5 separate regions of the Homo sapiens genome follow, and all the other regions are linked to region 4. The links are chromatin contacts, found by Hi-C or POLR2A ChIA-PET in ENCODE. All regions are on one chromosome and are shown on one strand. The core of a region is the stretch at or near the end of the contact, and the rest is flanking DNA. Distances in the headings are between cores, read along the strand shown.

Region 1 (3,172 bases), core at 252-2,751, 290 kb after region 4:
TTCTATGCGCTATCATTCTATACATACGGGAAATAAGACAGAAAAGATTACGCAGCAAATATAAACGATTAAAAAATTTAAAAAGTTATGTTCTAAAAATCATCTATGATTTGTTTGGAGATAGGTTAGAGGTGACAAACACCATCTGTGATGGTAAGTTTTATGTGTTAATATGACTAGGCCATGGGATGCCCTGATGTCTGTTTAGATGTTATTTCTAGGTATGTCTATGAGGATGTTTCTGGGAGAGATTGACATTTAAACTGGTAAATTAAGTAAAGCAGATGGCCCTCCCCAAAGAGCATCATTCAATTCTTTGAGCGCCTGAAAATAACTGGATGGGCATCATCCAATTTTTTTATGTTTTGACAATGTCTAGTTCTGTCACCCAGGCTGGAGTGCAGTGGGGTGATCTCTGCTCACTGTACAACCTCTGCTTCCCGTTCAAGCAATTCTCCTGCCTCAGCCTCCCGAGTAGCTGAGACTATAGGCGCACGCTGCCACGCCTGGCTAAGTTTTTGTATTTTAGTAGAGAAGGGGTTTCACCGTGTTGCCAGACTGGTCTCGAACTCTGAGCTCAGGCAATCCGCCTGCCTCGGCCTCCCAAAGTGCTAGGATTACAGGTGTGAGCCACCGCACCTGGTCGGGCATCATCCAATTCTTTGAACACCTGAAAAGAACAAAAAGGCAGAGGAAGATTGGATTTGTGCTCTCCTCTGCCTGTCTGCTTGAATTGGACGTCAGTCTTCTGTCCTCGGTGCTCCTTGTTCTTAAGCCTTCAGGCTGGGTCCGGAGTCTACATCATCGGTCCTCTGGCTCTCAGGCCTTTGAACTACACCACAGGCTTTTCTGGGTCTACGGCTTGCAGATGTCAGATCATAGGACTTCTCAGCCTCTGTAATCAGTGAGTCAATAACTTATTGATATAAGTTATCTCTATAACCGTCTGTCTATCTATCGATCTATCTATCTATCTATCTATCTATCTATCTATCTATCTATCTATCCATCCATCCATCCATCATCTGTCTATCTCTCTATCTACCTAATCTCTATAGGTTCTGTTTCTCTGGAGAATCCTAATTCACCATTTAAATATACACTTGCTAGATATAGGAACATTAGTTTGTATTTGGAACATTTAGATAGTTATCCATATATCAACAAAGTTGTTATAGTGATCAAGGCAGCAGTGAGCCTCCTATTTTCTTCTCTGTCAGACGTTTTGTCCTACCAAACCCATGGCTGGAATTGCTCCAAAAGTGGCGGCAGGGGAATTTCTGCAGGGAAGTTCCCCAAACCATCCAGAGATGGGGCTGGTTAAGATTCTAAAGAAAGAAGCACTAAACGCCAGGGTGATGAATCTAAGGAATTTATTAGGGGAACTTACAGAGCGCTGCTCCAGTCCTTGTGGCGGACAGTGAGAGAAAGGGGCTGTTCTACCTAGGTATGTCTGAAATGAGGGAGTCATGTAGGAAGTTTTTATCAAGGGTTGAGGAATTTGGCTCAGGGCCCGGGGCCAGTTTCTTTTAGTGTTTTGAGCAACAACCTAGATAACTTTTTCAGTGTCTGGAAATGTTCAAGGCCGTGGTTTCGGTTCAAGCCTGCTGGAAAAAACTGCAGCTGGCGAGGTCACAGAGCAGCCAAGGCACTTCATGATTTGGGGTCAGGACATAGAAAGAAAGGGTGAGGGTGAGTCTGGGGGAACCTGCACAGAAGTAACAGGTTTATCTAAATGGTATATGTAATATAATGTAAATTATATGTATTTTTTGTTATAGTTACATTTTTATAGCACACACATATATGTAGACTTCATGTTTTTTTTAAGGTTAAAGACTTATGATAGTTGGTAGTAAGCTAATTTTTTCATCTTCTTTCCCTGTATTATGTGGAAGAGATTCTTTAGCAATCAATCTTTTAAGATATGGACTCCTTTTTAAAAACACACAATAAAATATCATTTTCCTAGAATCATTCAACTTCTCACTTCTTAATTCATATCCCATTTTCCTCCCAAACAATAAAAAAATTCACATAATATCGTCTGGCAATAATTTCTTGGAAGGCCTTTCATCATGGAAAAATGCCTTCAGTTTGGGTAGGTGCAGTGGTACAAATAACATTTGATTTCAGGGTGACCAGAAAACTATCAAACTAAATTGGCTGCTTATTGAAAAACACTCCTTGTATAATCTTTTTTCCTTACCTATAATCTTGTATTGGCAATGGCATAAGTACTGTGAAAGTTCTTCACAGTTTTCAAGCCTTTTGTTCTTAGGACACCTTTAGACTCTTAAAAATTATTGAGGCCCCTGAAGAGCTTTTGTTTATGTGTGTTATACCTAAGTATGTTTAGTAGATTCAAACTAAAAACTGAGAATATCTAAAAATATGTATTGATAATTTATTTTAAAAAATCCCATTACATGTTAAAATAAATAACATTTTAATAAAAATCTTATTTTCCAAAACTAAAAAAAAAAAAAAAAAGAAAAAACACTTTAGTTAGACGAGTGGCATTGTTTCACATTTTTGCAAGTTCCTTTAATGTCCGGATTAACTGAAGACAGCTAGATTCTGATATCTGTTTCTGCGTTCAATTTCTTGCAATATCACTGATCATGGAGCCTCTGAAAAACTTCGCTATATGCTGATGAAAGAATGAAAATAGAACAGTCAAATAGTATCTTAGTATGATTATGAAAATAGTTTTCACCTCATGGACTCCCTGAAAAGGTCTTAAGGACCCACAGGGGTTCCAGGCCATACTTTGTGAACCACTGTGATAGATTATACAAATGTGGCTATCCTTATACATCTTTATTGTAGAATAAAAACATTCATGAGAACCATTATTGCAGAGTGGTATAGGAGTGTTACAGTCTAGGGTTTGAAGAGCAGCTCTGCTATTCAGTTGTTTTGATATATTGGGAGAGTTAAACTTTTAAACCTCAGTTTCCTCATCTGAAAAATGGGGATAATAATATGTACTTCATGGGTTGTTTTTAAGGATTGGTATTCTTAGATACCTTCAATCTTTTGTGGTTTTAGTTATTATAAAGTTATTACTGAGAAACTGATGGACTTTGGGTATATTGATAAAGGACCCTTTCTGGTCCTCCAAAGTGGAGAACCTGGCTCTGTATTGTAAATTCAGAAAACCAGTGGA
Region 2 (2,880 bases), core at 13-2,512, 420 kb after region 4:
GTGCTGTATATGTTTGTAGCCTAGGAGCAATAGGCTAAACCATATAGCCTAGGTGTGTAGTAGGCTATACCATCTAGGTTTGTGGAAGTACACTCTATGTTGTTTGCACAATGACAAAATCACCTCAGCAACACGTGATTGACTGTATTTAATTGTATTAAAAATGTTTGTTGTAGAAAAAAATGGAAAAAATGAAGTTTGTCGTCTTAACTTTTTCTAAGTTCAATTGTTATCATTTTTACCTCCCAGTCGTTTTTAGCAGTTTTAAGTATATTCAAATTGTTGTGTGACTGATCTCCAGAATGTTTTCATCTTGCAGAAGTGAAACTTTTGATTCATTAAACAACTCCCCCTTTCCCCCTCCCCCAAGGCTCTGACAACCACCGTTCTACTTTCTGTTTCTGTGAATAGGTTCCATGAATCTGACTACTCTAGATACCTCATGTAAGAGGAATAATACAGTACAGTAGACTCCCCTTACTTGTGGTTCCACTTTTTGCAGTTTGTTACCTGCTGTCAACTGTGGTTTGAAAATATTAAATAAAAATTTCCAGAAATAAACAATTTGTAAGTTTTAAATTGGGTGACATTCTTTGTAGTGTGATGAAATCTTGTCCCATTCAGCCCAGGATGTGAATCATTCCTTTGTCCAGCATAGCCCTTCCGCATATGCTACCTGACTGGTAGGCACCTAGTAGCCATCTCAGTGATCAGATCACCTGTCCAGGTATTGCAGCGTTTGTTTTCAAGTAACCCTTATTTTACTTAATAATGGCCCCAAAGTACAAGAGCAGTGATGCTGGCATATTGTTATAATTGTACTATTTTATTATTAGTTATTAATCTCTTACTGTGCCTAATTTATAAATTAAACTTTATTGTAGGTATGTATGTACAGGAAGAAACATCATATATATAGGCATCATTAATACCCTTGGTTTCAGGCATCCACAGGGATCTTGGAATGTATCCCCTGACGATAAGGGAAGACTCTTACACTTGTCTTTTGTGACTGGATTATTTCACTTAGCATAGTGTGTCCAAGATTTATCTGTATTGTAGGATGTGGTCAGAATTTCTTTCCTTCTTAAGTCTAAATAATATTCCATTGTATGTGTATTAGTCTGTTTTCACACTGCTGATAAGCACATACCTGAGATCGGCTAATTTACAAGAGAATGAGTTTTAATGGACTTACAGTTCCTCGTGGCTCGGGGGGCCTCACAATCATGGTGGAAGGCAAGGAGGAGCAAGTTACATTTTACGTGGATGGCAGCAGGCAGAGAGAGAGCGAGCTTGTGTGGGGAAACTCCCCCTTATAAAACCATCAGATCTCATAAGACTTATTCATTATCATGAGAACAGCATAGGAAAGATCTGTTCCCATGATTCAGTTACCTCCCACTGGGTCCCTCCCACAACACGTGGGGAATTCAAGAAGAGATTTCAGTGGGGACACAGTCAAACCATATCAGTATGTATATACCACATTATGTTTATCCATTATCTGCTGGTCAACACCTACGTTATTTCCACCACTTGGCTATTGTGAATAGTGCTGCTACAAACATAGGTGGGCAAGTAAGTCTTTGAGATCTTGCTTTCTTTTGAATAGAGACCCAGATGTAGAATTCCTGGATCATACGGCAATTCTATTTTATTTTATTTTTTTTGAGGGTTATCTTTTATAGTGGCGGTACAATTTTACATTCCCACCAACACTATTTTTCCCATCCTTGGTAATTTTTTCCTGTCCTTACCAACATTTAACTTCCATTTTTTTTTTTTTTTCTGATAGTAGAATTCCTAATGGGCGTGAGGTGATATCCATTGGGGTTTTGATTTGCGTTTTCCTAATGATTAGTAATGTTGGGTCCCTTTGCATATACGTGGTCATTTATATATCATCTTTGGAGAAATGTTTATTCAAAGGATTTGTCTGTTTTAAAAGCTTGGGCTGTTTTCTTGTTAAAGGCATTTTTTTTTATATTCTGGATATTAACCTCTTATCAGATACATGATTTGCAAATATTTTCTCCCATTCTGTAGGCTGCATTTTCACTCTGTGGATTGTGCCCTTTGCACAGAAGCTTTTACTTTTGTTGCCTATGCTTTTGTTGTTATATCCAAGAAATCCTTGCCAAATCCAATGTCATGAAGATTTTCCCCTATTTTTCCTTGTATGCTTTACAGTTCAGATCTTTTAGGTCTTTGATCTACTTTGAGTTAAATTTTGAATGTGATGTAAGGTAAGGGTCCAACTACATTCTTTTGCCTGTGGATATTCAGTTTTCTCAACACCATTTGTTGAAGAAACTGTCCTTTCTCCATTGAATGGTCCTGGCATCCTTGTTGAAAATCTTTCGGAGATTAAGAATTATGTATATATGTTTAGCACCTTGAAGACTTCGTTCAGCTGTTTCCAGCTTTCAGTTTTTGAAGAGTCAGCTTTCAGTTTCATTGTTCTACTTTTCTAGTTGCTTTAAAGATCTTTTAAAATTGTTTTTGGTTTACTATGAGTCTAGGTGTGGATTTCTTTCTATTAACCTGGCTTAAGATGTTCTGGGATACCTAAGTCTTTGGATGGGTGTCTTTTGTCAGCTCCCCATCAATATTTCGTCTGTTAGAGCTTCTGTTCCATTCTTTGTAGGATCTTTTGAAAATCTTAGTAGTTTTTTTGTTGTGCGTGAGACAGGGTTTCGCTCTGTCACCCAAGCTAGAGTGCAGTGGCATGGTCACAGCTCACTGCAGCCTTGACTTCCCAGGCTCAAGCAATTCTCCTGCCTCAGCTTCTCAAGTAGCTGGGACTACAGGAGGCACCACCACATCGTTAGTAGATCTTTATTATACCTTCTCACTCCGAACTTCATGTTTCACAAC
Region 3 (3,012 bases), core at 248-2,747, 360 kb after region 4:
GATGGGGGTTGGTACACTTTTTCTGTAAATGGCCAGATAGTAAATATTTTAGGCTTTTCAGTACACATGGTCTATGTAGTAACTACTTGTGTAAAATGAATATTAGTACACATATGCCTTGGGATGCAGGAAATTTCAGATGATATCGTTAGCATTTTGGTGGGAGCAAATAAAGGTAAAGGCAAAGTGCTTGGTTTACAAACTTGAAAAGCTTCCTTAGGGTATTCCTTTATACAACTTAAATGTGTTGGAAACCATGTAAATGAACAGGATGCTCTCTTCAAATTTAGGACTTCCTTGGAAAAGCCATATGGAATAGTGTGTTTCAAAAAACTGACTTGTTTTTTTTCTCTTGCCCATTAGAATATCCCACTGTAATATGCTGCATTACTTTAATAAGGGTCAAATCAGAAGTCGATTGTATTCTTGTTTCATTTTTGCACAGAACAATTTTGGATAGTAGGATTAATTCTGGTTTTCTGTGGTGTTTGGCTGTTTACTGGGGGAATTTGTTGATAATGTTTTAAAAGTATACGTTAGTGTTTAACTCTCATTCATACCAGTGATGTGTTTGGAAATAATAATGTGATTCACTTACTGTTACCCTTAGAATTCTAATCAAACTTATTTTAATACCATATGGAGAGTCATGGGTTGCAGATTGTAATATAATCAAGGGAAAACAAGATTTTTAATAATCCAATTGCATTTGTCAACGGCTCAACTTATTGGTGCAGAACAGTGCACAGGACTGTAATAAGTGGTACTATTTGGTAAGGGGAAGAAGAAGCTAAAAGCAATGTTTCCTATGACATATCAAAAGGTATTTTTAAACATTATATCTATGACTACTTATCTATATAAATTCTTACTCTATGTAATATTTTACTGGAAAGAAAGTTAATGTGGTATAATAAAGTTTAGTATTTAATAAAGTAATGTAATTAAAGTAATATAATAAAATTTAGTATTTGTTAAAGTAGTTATCTTAATGGAAACCACTTATAGAAAATAACTATAGTAGGCATTTTGATCCCAATGTTATAAAGTGACTTATCCAAAATATGTAAGATTGCATTAAACTTTTGTAAGTGGTCCCCAAAATTTCAAGAAACAAATGTGTGAATTGAAGAGAAGTCACTGTATTTTTCTGGGGAAAACTTATATAATTCTTAGAAATGTCAATTTGACTGTATTGACAAAGCTTGCTTCTTTCCTCACATAGTTTATCTTATTGTGGAGCCTGTCAACTAGGAAGAGGTGAAGACTAGACTGCAATGCAGTAAGATAAGGCATTTCTTGGGGTCTTAGGAATTGCAATTTGAGGGACAGACTGAGCTAGAAACTAAACTGTGTTCTGAAGAGAGGTAGGATGGTACAGATTTGTAAAAGGATGCTGAAGGTAATCACAAGTTGTTTTGAAAGATATCACTGGTGACAGTGGTTGGTTTAGTACATGAGTCCACAGTTCATTGGTTGTCACTGTTTAGGAGTTGCAGCATTGGTGAAATTCGGCTGTTTTCCAGGATGTTGTGGTCATGGCGGTGTGACCCAGTTCAAATGTTAAAGACAAGTTCCTGTTTTGCAAGGTTTCAGGTCACGCAGGTAGTTCTTAGAATGGCTTCCTGACTGCATTTCAAGGCTCTAAACCACTTTGTATATCACATTTCACAAGCCTAATGATAACCTGAAAAAGAGAACCAGGTCTCTTTTTCTTAGCATAATAAAGACCAAGGGAGATCAATATTTATTAAATCATAAGCTCCAAGATATTATACTACACAGCACTACATAAGGGAAAAATGATGAATCAAGCATAATGGTTGTCGTAAAATAGGTACAAAAGGAAATAACAATATATGTTAAATAATGTAATTTACAGCTAAAGGCACAAGAGAAGAAATGTCTTTGGGCAATTGTAAATTATAATTAATAGTCAATTAAATTCTTCAGATAATTTCCTATTTAATTCTTGTGGATGGGCCACTCAGATTTGCAGCCCTAGTTGTGAGAACCTTCCTAAATCTTTGCCCCATTTGAGGTATGAGAAGGTAAGATTAGTATTTTCCCATTTATGGAGTTAACTAAATAATCACATAGAAACAGAATAGAATGGTGTTTAGCAATGGCTGGGGAAAGGAGGAAATCGGGAGTTGTTCAATAGATATAAATTTTTAGTTATACCAGATGAATAAGTTCTAGAGATGTGCTGTATATCACAGTGCCTATAGTTAACAATATTGTTCACTTAAAATTTTTAAGAGGGTTGATCTCATGTTATTTTTAGCACAAAAACCCTCCAAACAAAAACAACAAAAAACAAGGGCATTTAGAAATGTTTGGAAGTGATGAATGTTTATTATCTTGATTGTGGTGATGGTTTCATGGGTGGGTACATATGTGAAGTTGTATCAAGTTGTATACATTAAGCAGGTGCAATATTTTGTACATCAACGACAAAATATATTCATTCTTGCCATAGGCTGCAAGGAGTGGGGGAGATAGGAGATGGAAGAGATTGCTAATGGGTACAGGGTTTCTTTTTTGCATGATGAAAATGGTCTAAAATTGATTGTGGTGATGGTTGTCCAACTCTGTAAATATACTAAAAACCATTTAACTGTATACCTTAAATGAGTGAATTTTATGGGATGTAAATTGTTAATAAAGCCATTTAAAAAAGTAGATTTCTGTGTATTCTGCTGTGTGGCTGAATGAAGCTTCTGTTCTTTGTGATAGATGACAAAAGCCAGCCATAAAGACTGGTTTCAATCATTTAGAATTTTCATGTTATTGTTTTGATATCTAGGAATTGTGGGGGAAATCTGCTATCTTTGCCTGTTTGGTAGCAGGACCTGATTTCTCTCTGGAAGATTATAACCTTGCTGGGTCTTGGTCCATGTGGTTTGGATAGCACAGGGCCACCTCCAACTCCTGGCCTGGCTAAATCAGAGTCCTCCGTGGATATTTACTGAATGTGTCAGGAAAAGGTGTCCTCCCTCTACTGAGGCT
Region 4 (2,947 bases), core at 312-2,811:
CATTACTTCAACATTTATTAGAAGCCTCTATCCATGTATTAACTCGATATTTACTAGGAGCTTCCATCAATTTATTGAATTCATCCATTTATTACTAATATGTACCAAATAATGTTAGACAGTAGGATATGAGGACACAGATCTATGGTGTTTCAGTTTTGTGGATGCAGGCAAATAAACTATAAAGGGAAGTAATATGGTACTGAGTGCTCTGACACAGGTATGAATAGAGAATGTGGGGATAGGTAATTGTAGCCATTTCTTTATAATGTGTGTGCTTGGGGTGAGATTCAGGAGAATACTACGGGGTGAAAACATTGGTGGAACAGAAAAAAATTTCACAAACTAACAGTTGCAGAATGGCTACAGATCATATCGGAAATGAACCACACACTTCTGTATCTGTAGTCCTCTGCGTTGTGAAAAGATTGACTTTTTTCAAAACAGGTCAAGGAATTTGGTTATGTCAAACACAAAGTTGCCTCTTTTTTCCTTCTGACATGGTAAAAGAAAAAAAACAATCCCATAGGATGTGTTTGGTTGGCCATAGTATATTGAACTTATCTTAACCGTCTCAAAACGCATGTCAAGGACACCACTGAGACTTCTGAGTACCATTTAAAAAATTGGGTAGTCTGGAAGTGTTCTAAATTGGACCGTTTGGGGTTTCTGTTAGGGCAACTTTCCCATTTACATCTTGGAACACAGCCTTTTGAATATAGCCCTTCGGGATTGGCGGGGAGAAGGGACCGCGATGGAAAAAGTCATCATCCAAAGAATGAAGAGGGAGGATCCAACATTTAGGATATTTTATTGACTTGCTAGGCGCGTTTACCTTATCTTCGTATTAACCCCATTTTCTTCATTAACCAATTGATGCTGTGAGAAGCTATGTAACTTGACGAGCAGTGCCCAGAACTGTTTTTTTTTTTTTCTGGACTCGGTCTTTTCCACTCAAAACCAACAAAAAACCAAAACTCGTTCTTTTCCACATCAAAAGCAAACAAAAAACCCCAACCCCAACCCCAAGAGCCCCACTCTTTCAAAAGGGCTTCTCCGGATCACTAAGTCCTAGAGGTCTTTGGCTAGGCCTGGGTCCGATCTAAATAGGAAGGTAATTCTAGTGTTCCGCAAATCCTTGCCGAATTCCATCCCGGCCAAAGCAGGGACCCGGGGGAGCCTCTGGTCGCACCCGAGACAGTTCGTTAAATACTCAGTGCACGTGCTGGGGATGGAAGTGCTGACCCACTGCTCAGGTACGCGCGCACCTGACGCCGCTTGGTGCGCGCCGCGGGGTACTGGGTACGTGCTCCGCGCGCGCGCGCCCGGCAAAGTTCCCCGTACGTGCGCCGTACGTGGGCGCGGTGCCCCAGCGCTCAGCGTTTCAGCGAGTGAGTGGGCTCCGTGCCCAGCTGAAGTCTGGGAGGGGCACTTTTCCAGGCGGTCGCGGCTCCCCCTGGCGGCGGATGTGCCTCGCTGGAGGGGCGCAGTCAGGCGTTCTCCGCGGGCAGCCGGCGGCGGGGCCTTGCCTTACAGCGCGGGGTCCTCGGCGGCCTGGGTGGCTACTGCCCCTGCTGCTGTCGTAGGCGAGGACGGCTGTTAGTGCTGCTGCTGTTGGTTCGTCGCGGCGGCGAAGGAGGAGGAGGAAGAGGGCGAGGCGACAAGAGAAGAAGGAGGCAGGCGCGGCGGCAGCGGCGGCGCCCCGAGCCGGCGGAGGCGAGGGGGGGGAAGATGGCGGACGTGCTTAGCGTCCTGCGACAGTACAACATCCAGAAGAAGGAGATTGTGGTGAAGGGAGACGAAGTGATCTTCGGGGAGTTCTCCTGGCCCAAGAATGTGAAGACCAACTATGTTGTTTGGGGGTAAGTCCGGCATGGCTGTGGCCCAGGGGTGGCAGGGCAGAGTTGGGCGCCCCCAGGCGACCTCTTTCTTAACCCCTCCCCCCGTTTCCCCTGGGGATGGGATAAAACGGGTGTTCGGGGAAAAGAAAGTTTCTCTCTAGAGCAGAAGTTGCACTTTTAGGGTAAGGAAAGAAGGGGCGGAGCTCTAGAGCAGTTCATCACTTAAAATTTTTGAGAAGCCCAAAGGAAAGGTACCGTGGGAGTTTCTGACTTTTACAGTTAATTTTTATCAGTAGGTATGTGTACCAGCGAAGTGTGGGACTGGTGCGCAAGGGATACCTGAACATAGGTGCACAAAGGAGCACACCGTCTGGTGCCGTAGACGCCTCTTTTTGTTCTTTATTTTTTTTTTCTCTTTTCCAGGCTGCTATGTAACTATCTCCGCTGGTCTTTGCAACTCCTGGTTTATTTCATCTCCTTTCATTGTTGGGGTGGGGGTGATTCCTGTAGAAGAGAAAAGGGAATCAACCCTGAAGTTAGGACCGGAAAGAAATTTGGTGAATTTGGAAGAGTCATAAAAGTCTGTGTTAGAGAGGTCTTCAGGAGTTGGTGAAATGAGTGAGCTTTACAGATCTAAGAAATAGATGGTGCGTGTGATTTTTCGGAAGTGTATTTTAAAGGGAAATGTTTGGGAATGTTGGTCCATGTGAAGTTTTATCAGTTTAAGTCATTCAGGAAAACTTCTAGAGACGGCTCTAACAGTCATTAGGGGCCTTTTTAATGATGTCACTGTCATTGGTGCATCGCTTCTAGAATTAGAACCTTGAGCTACAACTTCCCTACTCATTTTGTTTCTTTGAATGGAAGCTTTATGAAGAGTCGATGAAAAACTAGGGAAATTTAGTTTGTTGGTTGGTATTTATTTATTTATTTTTGAGAGGGAGTCTTGCTCTGTCGCCCAGGCTGGAGTGCAGTGGCGCGATCTTGGCTCACTGCAATCTTTGCCTCCTGGGTTCAAGTGATTCTCTTGCCTCAGCCTCCTGAGTAGCTGAGGTTGCAGGCCCCCGCCACCATGGCCGGCTAATTTATGTAGTTTAGTAGAGATG
Region 5 (3,020 bases), core at 192-2,691, 320 kb after region 4:
TCTAATATTATCCCTTTGATTAAACTTTCTACGTCTTTCTCTCTACCTTCTCTTTAAGGCCAATAACTCTTAGATTTGTCCTTTTGGGGCTATCTTCTAGATCTTGTAGTTGTGCTTTGTTGTTTCTTATTCTTTTTTCTTTTGTTTCCTCTCACAGTGTATTTTCAAATAGCCTGTCTTCAAGCTCACTAATTTTCCTTTACCAAGTGAACTACTTGACTTGATCAATTCTGTTGTTAAGAGACTGATGCGTTCTTCAGCATGTAAACTACATTTTTCAGCTCTAGAATTTTTGTTTGATTCTTTTTAATTATTTAAATCTGTTAAATTTTTTTATTTTTTTTATTTTTATTTTTATTTTTTTTATTTTTTATTGATCATTCTTGGGTGTTTCTCGCAGAAGGGGATTTGGCAGGGTCATAGGACAATAGTGGAGGGAAGGTCAGCAGATAAACAAGTGAACAAAGGTCTCTGGTTTTCCTAGGCAGAGGACCCTGCGGCCTTCCGCAGTGTTTGTGTCTCTGGGTACTTGAGATTAGGGAGTGGTGATGACTCTTAATGAGCATGCTGCCTTCAAGCATCTGTTTAACAAAGCAGATCTTGCTCCGCCCTTAATCCATTTAACTCTGAGTGGACACAGCACATGTTTCACATGTGCTGAGCACAGGGTTGGGGGCAAGGTCATAGATCAACAGCATCCCAAGGCAGAAGAATCTTTCTTAGTACAGAACAAAAATGGAGTCTCCTATGTCTACTTCTTTCTACACAGACACAGCAACAATCTGATTTCTCTATCTTTTCCCCACATTTCCCCCTTTTCTATTCCACAAAACTGCCATCGTCATCATGGCCCGTTCTCAATGAGCTGTTGGGTACACCTCCCAGACGGGGTGGCGGCCGGGCAGAGGGGCTCCTCACTTCCCAGCAGGGGTGGCCGGGCAGAGGCACCCCCTACCTCCTGGACGGGGCAGTGGCCGGGCGGAGGCGTCCCTCTCCTCCCTCCCGGACGGGGTGGCTGGCTGGGTGGGGGCTGCCCCCCACCTCCCTCCCGGACGGGGCGGCTGGCCGGGCGGGGGGCTGCCCCCCACCTCCCTCCTGGATGGGGCAGCTGGTCGGGCGGGGGCTGCCCCCCACCTCCCTCCTGGATGGGGTGTTAAATTTATCTGATAGAATTCTTAATTACTTTTCTGTGTTATCTTGAATTTCTTTGAGTTCCCTCAACACAGCAATTTTGAATTCTGTGTCTGAAAGGTCATATATTTCTGTTTCTCCAGGATTGGTCCCTGGTGCCTTATTTAGTTCATCTGGTAAGGTCATGTTTTCCTGGATGATGTTGATACTTGTAGATGTTTGCATCTGGGCATTGAAGAATTAGCTATTTACTTTAGTATTCACAGTCTGGGCTTGTTTATGCCTGTCCTTCTTGGGAAGTCCCTCCAGGTATTTGAAAGAAACTTGGGCCCCAAGCCCAATAACACTGTGGTTTTTGCAAACTTGTAGAGGTACTACCTTGTGGTCTTGTATAACAGTCAGAAGAATTCTCTAGATTACCAGAGAGAGACTCTGGTTCTTTTCCCTTACTTTTTCTCAAACAAATGGGGTCTCTTTCTGTGTGCTGAGACACATGAATTGGGGGGTGTGGTGATGCAAACACCCTGTGGCGACCACCAGTGAACTATGCTGGGTCAGACCTGAAGCCAGCATGGCACTGGGTCTTGCCTAAGACCCTTCCTTTCAGGGCAGGGAGTTCCCCCAGGCCCCATGCATGTCCAGAGATGTTGTCTGGGAGCCTGGGATTGGAGTCAAAAACCTTAGCAATTTACCTGATGTTTTATTTTCCTGCAGCTAAATTGGCACTCAAACTGTGATACAAAGTCCTTCCTATTCTTTCCTCCCCTTTCCACAGGCAGAGGAGCCTCTCTTTGTGGCAATTAGCACTACTGGTTCACAAGGGTTCTACCAGGCCACCGTCTATGTTCACTTAAAGCCCAAGGGCTCTTCCATCAGCTTGTGGTGAATGCTGCCAGGCCTGGGACTTACCTTTCAGGACAGTGGGTTCCCCTCTGACCCACGGCAAGTGTAGAAATGCTGTCCAAGAGCCTAGGCCTGGATGCCAGGACCCCACAAATCTATTTTTTTCAAACATCTTTTTCTTGTAGATTTTAAAATACTACTGTATTCATTACATGTTTATTATATACTCATCCTGTGCTTTAGAGATGTAACAAGAGTTTTCATTTACTAAGCACTTGTTACATGCCAGGGGCTTTGTATATATTATTTTATTTAACACAACAATCTATTGAAGTAGCTAATATTATCTCCATTTCTCATATGAGGAAATTGAGGTTTAGAGAGTTTCAGTCCTTGTAAACTGTGGTCATACAATAACTATATATTAGAGGTGAGACTCAACCCAATGACCAACTGTAAACTTGTGTTCTTTGACGCTTTAGCAGGGTCTTAGAAAACCTTTGTGATAGTTAATTTTATGTGTCAACTTGACTTGGCAAAGGGGTGCCAAGACAGCTGGTTAGACATTATCTCTTGGAGTGTCTGTGAGGGGATTTCTGGAAGAGATTAGCATTTGAATTTGTAGATTGACTAATTTGTCTCATCTGTTAAAGGCCCAAACAGAAGAAAAAGGCAGAAAAGCACATTTACTTTCTCTTTTCTTGAGCTGGGACATCCATCTTCTCCTATCTTTGAAGTGCTCCTCGTTCTTAGGACTTCAGATTTGGACTGGGCTTTTGTGGTTCTCCAGCAAACAGACAGCAGGTAGTGTGAGCCAGTTCCAATAATAAGTTTCCTCTTATATGTCTATATATCCTATTGGATCTATTTCTCTGGAGAACCCTGTCTAATACAGGCTTTGGTACCATGAGTAGTTCTAGGAAAACAGAATTTTAAAGACAAGTTTTCTGAACTGGTCCTGAGGCTTCTGGAATTGTCTCTTTAATATGATTAGATGTCTCCAGTAGTAAAGAGAGCCCTGATAGTCCATGTCATGAACAACAGGC

Evidence for each region. A loop is a pair of places that touch in the nucleus more often than their neighbours do. ChIA-PET counts read pairs that join two places held with the same protein, here RNA polymerase II (POLR2A). Pooled maps may share reads with other maps.
Region 1: a pooled map shows a loop between it and region 4 (2.4-fold over the local background). The contact joins the enhancer-like site here to the promoter of CDC73 in region 4. A Hi-C loop is called at or near these places in 5 of 50 pooled maps. POLR2A ChIA-PET finds 5 or more read pairs at or near these places in 3 of 52 experiments (WTC11 and activated CD4-positive, alpha-beta T cell).
Region 2: a map of B cell shows a loop between it and region 4 (4-fold over the local background). The contact joins the enhancer-like site here to the promoter of CDC73 in region 4. A Hi-C loop is called at or near these places in 1 of 168 maps with a recorded cell type or tissue (B cell), 5 of 37 single-sample maps with no recorded cell type and 13 of 50 pooled maps.
Region 3: a map of naive thymus-derived CD4-positive, alpha-beta T cell shows a loop between it and region 4 (4-fold over the local background). The contact joins the enhancer-like site here to the promoter of CDC73 in region 4. A Hi-C loop is called at or near these places in 1 of 168 maps with a recorded cell type or tissue (naive thymus-derived CD4-positive, alpha-beta T cell), 1 of 37 single-sample maps with no recorded cell type and 11 of 50 pooled maps. POLR2A ChIA-PET finds 5 or more read pairs at or near these places in 1 of 52 experiments (PC-9).
Region 5: a loop to region 4 is called in a pooled map, with 2.3 times the contacts of the local background. The contact joins the enhancer-like site here to the promoter of CDC73 in region 4. A Hi-C loop is called at or near these places in 1 of 50 pooled maps. POLR2A ChIA-PET finds 5 or more read pairs at or near these places in 2 of 52 experiments (activated T-cell and activated naive CD4-positive, alpha-beta T cell).

What each region holds. Positions count from the first base shown.
Region 1 is chr1:193,407,615-193,410,786 of GRCh38, forward strand. No RefSeq gene overlaps it. Among named protein-coding and RNA genes, the nearest start is that of LINC01031, 100 kb to the left of the region's middle. Within about 2 kb of position 1,502, at least 17 of the 41 ENCODE cell types and tissues checked have a DNase peak (open chromatin) inside an H3K27ac peak, as active enhancers do.
Region 2 is chr1:193,537,494-193,540,373 of GRCh38, forward strand. All of the region lies in intron 3 of LOC124904475 (a long non-coding RNA gene), which reads left to right. Among named protein-coding and RNA genes, the nearest start is that of LINC01031, 230 kb to the left of the region's middle. RefSeq lists enhancers at 2,362-2,571, 2,822-2,880. Within about 2 kb of position 1,263, at least 9 of the 41 ENCODE cell types and tissues checked have a DNase peak (open chromatin) inside an H3K27ac peak, as active enhancers do; they include B cell, where a contact is called at or near this core.
Region 3 is chr1:193,477,919-193,480,930 of GRCh38, forward strand. The region is part of intron 3 of LOC124904475 (a long non-coding RNA gene); the gene reads left to right. Among named protein-coding and RNA genes, the nearest start is that of LINC01031, 170 kb to the left of the region's middle. Within about 2 kb of position 1,498, at least 5 of the 41 ENCODE cell types and tissues checked have a DNase peak (open chromatin) inside an H3K27ac peak, as active enhancers do.
Region 4 is chr1:193,120,470-193,123,416 of GRCh38, forward strand. It overlaps CDC73 (cell division cycle 73), which reads left to right and starts at 1,562. Exons shown (of 17, transcript NM_024529.5): 1 at 1,562-1,862. The coding sequence starts at 1,732. RefSeq lists enhancers at 1,059-1,705, 1,610-1,679, 1,706-2,350, 1,950-1,999 and a silencer at 1,370-1,449.
Region 5 is chr1:193,436,535-193,439,554 of GRCh38, forward strand. No RefSeq gene overlaps it. Among named protein-coding and RNA genes, the nearest start is that of LINC01031, 130 kb to the left of the region's middle. RefSeq lists an enhancer at 1,337-1,396. Within about 2 kb of position 1,442, at least 2 of the 41 ENCODE cell types and tissues checked have a DNase peak (open chromatin) inside an H3K27ac peak, as active enhancers do.